Regions from separate parts of the Homo sapiens genome. Here region 1 is linked to region 2. Evidence: chromatin loops called from intact Hi-C (ENCODE). Cell type or tissue: GM12878. All regions are shown on one strand. Each heading gives the region's core, and the rest is flanking DNA. Links, peaks and the distances in the headings are about the cores only. Region 1 overlaps LOC101929727 (a long non-coding RNA gene). Region 2 overlaps LOC105378415 (a long non-coding RNA gene).

Region 1 (2,812 bases), core at 246-2,745, 63 kb after region 2:
CTTATTAGAGCATGTTGAAAGTTAAGAACCTGGGGAAACAAACTACCAAGCCAGTGTTAAAAAGGAAGTTAACCCGATGAAGGCACTCAAAGCAGGGCAAAGAAAGTGGCTAGTGGAATATAAAGTTCCAGCCTTGACCCTTACTACATAGTTTTAAATAAACACCATGAATACACCTTTGTTGATAATTATTTTCCATTTGACTTCCTACATTTTGAATGTAATATTAGCCAATGGAATACTAGTATTCTAGGGTTAGAAGAATCATTGGAAGCCATCTAGTCCTACTCCCTGTTGAGAATATTTTGAGGGCATTTGTGTAGGCCAGGCTGTAGCTGTATCTCATCCATGTTTGTTATAATGAGATCTGGGAATTTACACTGGAAACTCTTTGTTCATTTGCAAAATTTAAATTGTTCTTGATTAGGTTGCTTCCCAGAGCACTTTTATATAATTAGAATAAAATAAATTGTGGTGGGGAAAGGTGCTTATACATCATCATTGGATTACCCATCTGCCTTTGAGATGTGGCTGTGTAAATGGTTCAGCTGTGGGCCACTTGCCATGTTGGAAACTGGTGTATTGTAGTGTGTGGGGGGTGGGTGGGGGTAGGTGCCTGGCTTAGTTTAGATATTCATGATCAGTAGAAGTTCACAAAATGTGGAATTAACTGGTAATCATTGTGTAACTTGTGATACGCTTTCTTGGGCTGGACTTCTGGGATTTCATATGGCAGGAAGAAAGAATCACAGCCTAATAACAGTAACAATAATATTCTTATATGGCAGCAAATTTTACTGAGTGCATACTGTTCTCTCTATATGTGTGTGTATGTGTGTATGTATGTGTGTGTATGCATATACACACACACATATATACATATACTGTGTATAAATATATGCATATAATTACGCATTTAATCCTTTATGACATTTCATCTTTATAACATCCTTTAAGGTAGAAACTATTATTATTCTCATTTTACAGATGAGAAAATTGAGGTATGGAAAGATTAAATGATTGGACAAGGTTATTCAAGCCCAAGTTAGATGGGGTCATATTTTAAAAATGTAGTAAAGCCTCCATTCACAAGTAGATGAACTTGGACCACAAGGAGATAATGTGGTTTTCTCAATAGCAGAGGTGAAACTGGAACACAGATCTACTCCTTGTCAGCTTCACTTTCATATGTCACTCCCTCCACTCTCTGCTGGCTAAGTGTTAAGCAAGGTGATTTCTAAGATCTTTCAGTCTCTAAGCTGATATATTTCTGAGTCGAGCAAACATGAAATTTAAGTGTTGTCCTGGAAAATCCCCCTCTACTTAAACCTTTTCCTTTCAGGGGATAGGCGTGTCTTTCCAGAAATAGAGTTCAACAGCATCAAGCTACCATCATCCAATGGAAGTGATAGGAAAAAAATTACCTAGATGACTCATTTATCTTGTGAACCATGGACTCATAAAGAAGAAAACACATAGCAGGAACATACATATGTTATTACATGCTGAGATAGTAAGGTTAAAGAAAGTTAGAGAAGGTAAGTTTACAACAGAATGGAATAAACTATGCAGATAAGCTGGAAGTACTATAGAATTCTCCAACCATCTCTCCTTCAGTGCTAGGAGTCTGATAATTACATCAAAACCAGAATTATTTGCATGCCCAGACATCTTCATGGAGACTGCCCTGTTTGTCTTTTGTTAGTCTAGCTCAGTGGTCCTTACACTTAAACATGCCTAAAAATTATTGTATAGGGCTGTATATACACAGGATAATGTATGCTGTCATGTGTGGATAAAATAGGGGGCTTTGTGAAGGGTATTTTTGACTATATGAAATTTTCCCCTGTAAGTGCAGGCTTTAAAACCTAACAATTGGAGGAGATGTATGCCCACTTTAAATCTACATGTCAAACTTATTGGCTTGTGAATTCAGTAAAATTAATAGCAACAGGAATAGCAATCATTACCATGGAGAATCATTTAGTGGGGTATTTTGCTGTTGCATAGACGTCATCAGAGAGGACATAGGAATCTTAATAGCATCTGTCAGAGAATTCAAAGGTATTAGATTTAGGGCTTTAAAAGTTTATGATTTTCTATCCAGTCAACTGACCCAAATATTATCCTCAAACACTCTTGGATCATTGAACATATGTTACATCTTTCATGAAGACTTCTTTGACTTAATTGCTTCTTTTGTTTGTTCGTTTGTTTGTTTGTTTTGTGAGACAGAGTCTTGCTTTGTCACCCAGGCTGGAGTGCAGTGGCATGATCTCAGCTCACTGCAATCTCCGCCTCCCAGTTCAAGCGATTCTCGTGTCTCAGCCACCCCAGTAGCTGGAATTACAGGCATGCACCACCATGCCTGGCTAATTTTTGTATTTTTAGTAGAGATAGAGTTTTGCCATGTTGGCCAGGCTGGTCTCAAACTCCTGGCCTCAAGTGATTCGCCTACCTCAGCCTCCTAAACTACTGGCGTTACAGGCATGAGCTTCTGTGCCCAGCCTTAATTGCTTCTTTAGTGCTGCCCCTGCACTTAACACAGAAATCTGTAGAAGTGATTATTCTCATTGTATGTTAAGGGCTTATTTGTGGATGACTATCTTCTCAAGTATCTTCCAAGGTAGAACATGTGCCTTTTTAGTGTTATTACCTCAATTTTTAGTAGAGATGGCCAACTCGCATCATTTGCTCAATAATTATTTATTGATTGACTCGATTAATCCGAGTCACTATAGCATTCTACTTTCTGAGGAATGGGAGGACTACAATCAGGGCCTAAGCTTTTAGCATACACTCAGTTTGCATT
Region 2 (2,812 bases), core at 226-2,725:
AGTGCTTTCATAGGAGGGGGACTGCCTCTGGCATGTGTGTGATGGGGAGGGGGACAAGTCCCTTCATGGGGGGATGTTCATGGCATGTGTGTGATGGGGAAGAGTTGACTGAGAAGGTAAAATTGAACTAAAACAGAAAACCAGGGACAAATCAAGAAGGCAAAAAATATTTTCAAGGAATGTAATTTAAATTTGTGCTAGATGAGATGAGAAAAATGATGCCATGGTTATTTTTTTAGGCAGCAGGAGCCTTCACATCTTTTAATTCCTCATCATCATGGACACTGACTAGAGTTGATTTCATCTGGACCTTTTCATCATGAGGCTTTGAGGCTATAGCCGATTATACTGGTAATCCAGCTGTGTCATCTCTGATTAAAAAGGCTCCTTGGGCTTGCCTGTCCTGCTCTTACACTAACGCATGCAACGGGGGCCTGGCCAGGTTGCAAAAGGATATGAGGGCCAGAGAAGATCTATCTTTAAGTAGGAGACGGTTGAGGCAGCTTAACAGAGCAACTAAGAGCACAGACCCTGGAGCCAGACTGGCTGGGGAAGAATCCCAGTGTTGCCGCTGACCAGCTTTGCCACCTTCAGCAAGTTACCTAACCTTTCTGTGCCTTGGTTTTCTCATCAGTAGAGTAAGAATATAATCAGTCTTCACATGATGTGAGGCTGAAACAAGTTAATACATTTTAAATGCTTAGAAAGGTACCTGGCAAACATTCAGCTCTATTTATTGTTTGTTATTTTATTAAAAATAAAATGAATGTTATCGATGGACATGGGTGAGAAGCAGTGAGGAGTAGAAAGAACATAAGCTTGGCCATCAGACAGACTTGCATTTGAATCCTGATTCCACAACCTTTTAAAATCAACATTTATATTTTTCTAATTATAAAAGGCATATGTATTTATAGCAGAAAATTTAGAAAATACAGGAAGTAAAGACCAACCCTAAATGTACCACAGGCAGATGGCCACCATATTTCGTGTTGTTGGCAATGATATTTGCACTGGAGCCTTGCTCTGATGCTAGTGGCTTCTTGGTTTTTATTATTCCTCCTCTCTTTGTATATCCCTCAGAGAGATATCTAGGAATCATTTCAGGGCGAGGCACTGTGAATGCTCAGTAAAGAAAATATTTTTTGACAATGAGAAGACCTTTGATATGTAACTCAGAGCCTTTAATCCACACTCTTTTTATAGTTTGTTCCTGACATTTAGGAGCTAGGGTTTCTGGTGATAAAGCATGCCAAACATTTAGATTGAAACTTATAAATTCCTTCTTCCAACTTCCCTGCTGTAATTACTTAGCTGCCCACATTATTGTTGTCAATTGCCAAGGGTGGCTGGTGAGTGAGAGGTAGGTTATTTGTACCTGGTGTGGGTCACACTCCCACTTGGTCTGAGTGTTTTGTTTAATGCTCCACAAGAAGGCCATCGATGGGTAACAGAGTAGAAGTAATAGGAGAAGTCTACTGGGTGATGATTTGGCAGCTCAAGGAAAGTTGTAAATTAGGCTCTCAGAAGGGAACTTTCTGGCAAACTCAGTGAACAAACACAAGGTATGCGCTGGCCAGAACTTGTAATAAGCTGACTTTCTCTTTCACTGGTGGTTTCCTCTTGTTGGTTTTTTGGTGAAGTGGTTAGACGTGTTAACTATTGCCCAAACAGAATATGGACTGTTCTGGGGTTGGGGATGCAGGGGTGGCCAACAGTGGGGAAGAGGAAGGGTGTAAATGTATGGATCCACAAGTCCGAGCAGTCTTCTATGATATTGGAGAAGGGTTGACAGTGTAACCAAATCTATGCCTGGTCACTATCCGTGAGCAACGGCGCACGGACTAAGTGCTCCCAATAACCCTTCTCTCTGCTTTCAACTTCAGGGGTGCAGAGGGCCTATAATGTAAAATCATGACACTGATAGAAACCTTAAGGAGGTTTCTCTCATTTCTCCCATTTAGTAAGCAAACTAGACCTTGTCATATATGGCGAATCCAATTGTGTAAGTTAATTTTCTTATCTTTAGTCATTGTAACAGCAACCTACACTAGTGGTGAAGCTAGAAATGGGTCTATCTTTCCCACCGAGGCCCATGTGAATATGGCCAAGTACCCACTTTAATTAGGGCAACCAAACATTTTAATTTGCCCAGGGCAGTCATAATTTATGCCTCTTGTTCTAAAGAATACATATCTATAAAACCCCCCTTTATTCTCAAAAATTTCCCAGTTAAAATAATAAATTATATGGGTCCCCCAACATGAACAAAATCAGGGAGGAGCCCTCCAACACACAGGCCAACTTTTCACACTGTCGCTTTGCTCAGAAAAAGTTCCATTGTCTCTAAAAGACTCTTAGCCCTGGGGTCATGGGCTGATTTCTTTTTTTTTTTTTTAATTTCTCTAGCAATATTGCTCCCCAACCAGGGACCACTGCCTTTTAGTGCATTGTTTTTCAAACTCTTTTCAGCAGCAGAATCTATTTTTTCAGATGAAAAGTTAGGCAGAGCTCCAATGTTTAAAGCAGATAAAGTAGAGCTTTTCCTGGTTGAAGTGGGGGCGGGAAGCTCAGATACCCACACATTTGGCCTCTCTTGTTCTTTCCTTCTGGTGTGGGTCCCTACTGAATTTTATGGTTTTGTGGAACATAGATTAAAATTTACCACCAGAGCATAACGCTACCATCAATTTAATGTGTTGCCAGTTTCTCGATGAAATAGTTTTGTTCCTTAGTAAAGTCAGGTTAGCAATACCGCATTTATTTTACCTTGGCATAAGTTAATAATGATCAGGCTCTTAAAAAATATTAC

The links. A loop is a pair of places that touch in the nucleus more often than their neighbours do. Peaks named below come from ENCODE experiments on the same cell type or tissue, not always from the same donor. Only the 100,000 strongest peaks of a DNase experiment are listed, where the experiment ranks them.
Region 1: a loop joins it to region 2, with 4 times the contacts of the local background. A loop is called at or near these places in 4 of 110 quality-filtered maps.

The regions. Positions count from the first base shown.
Region 1 is chr10:88,137,313-88,140,124 of GRCh38, forward strand. The region is part of intron 1 of LOC101929727 (a long non-coding RNA gene); the gene reads left to right. Among named protein-coding and RNA genes, the nearest start is that of PTEN, 280 kb to the left of the region's middle. In GM12878, for the core only: no CTCF peak of the experiment used is centred there; a DNase peak (open chromatin) is centred at 1,189; H3K27ac peaks cover 617 bases.
Region 2 is chr10:88,074,722-88,077,533 of GRCh38, forward strand. All of the region lies in intron 5 of LOC105378415 (a long non-coding RNA gene), which reads right to left. Among named protein-coding and RNA genes, the nearest start is that of PTEN, 210 kb to the left of the region's middle. In GM12878, for the core only: no CTCF peak of the experiment used is centred there; a DNase peak (open chromatin) is centred at 1,561; H3K27ac peaks cover 1,321 bases.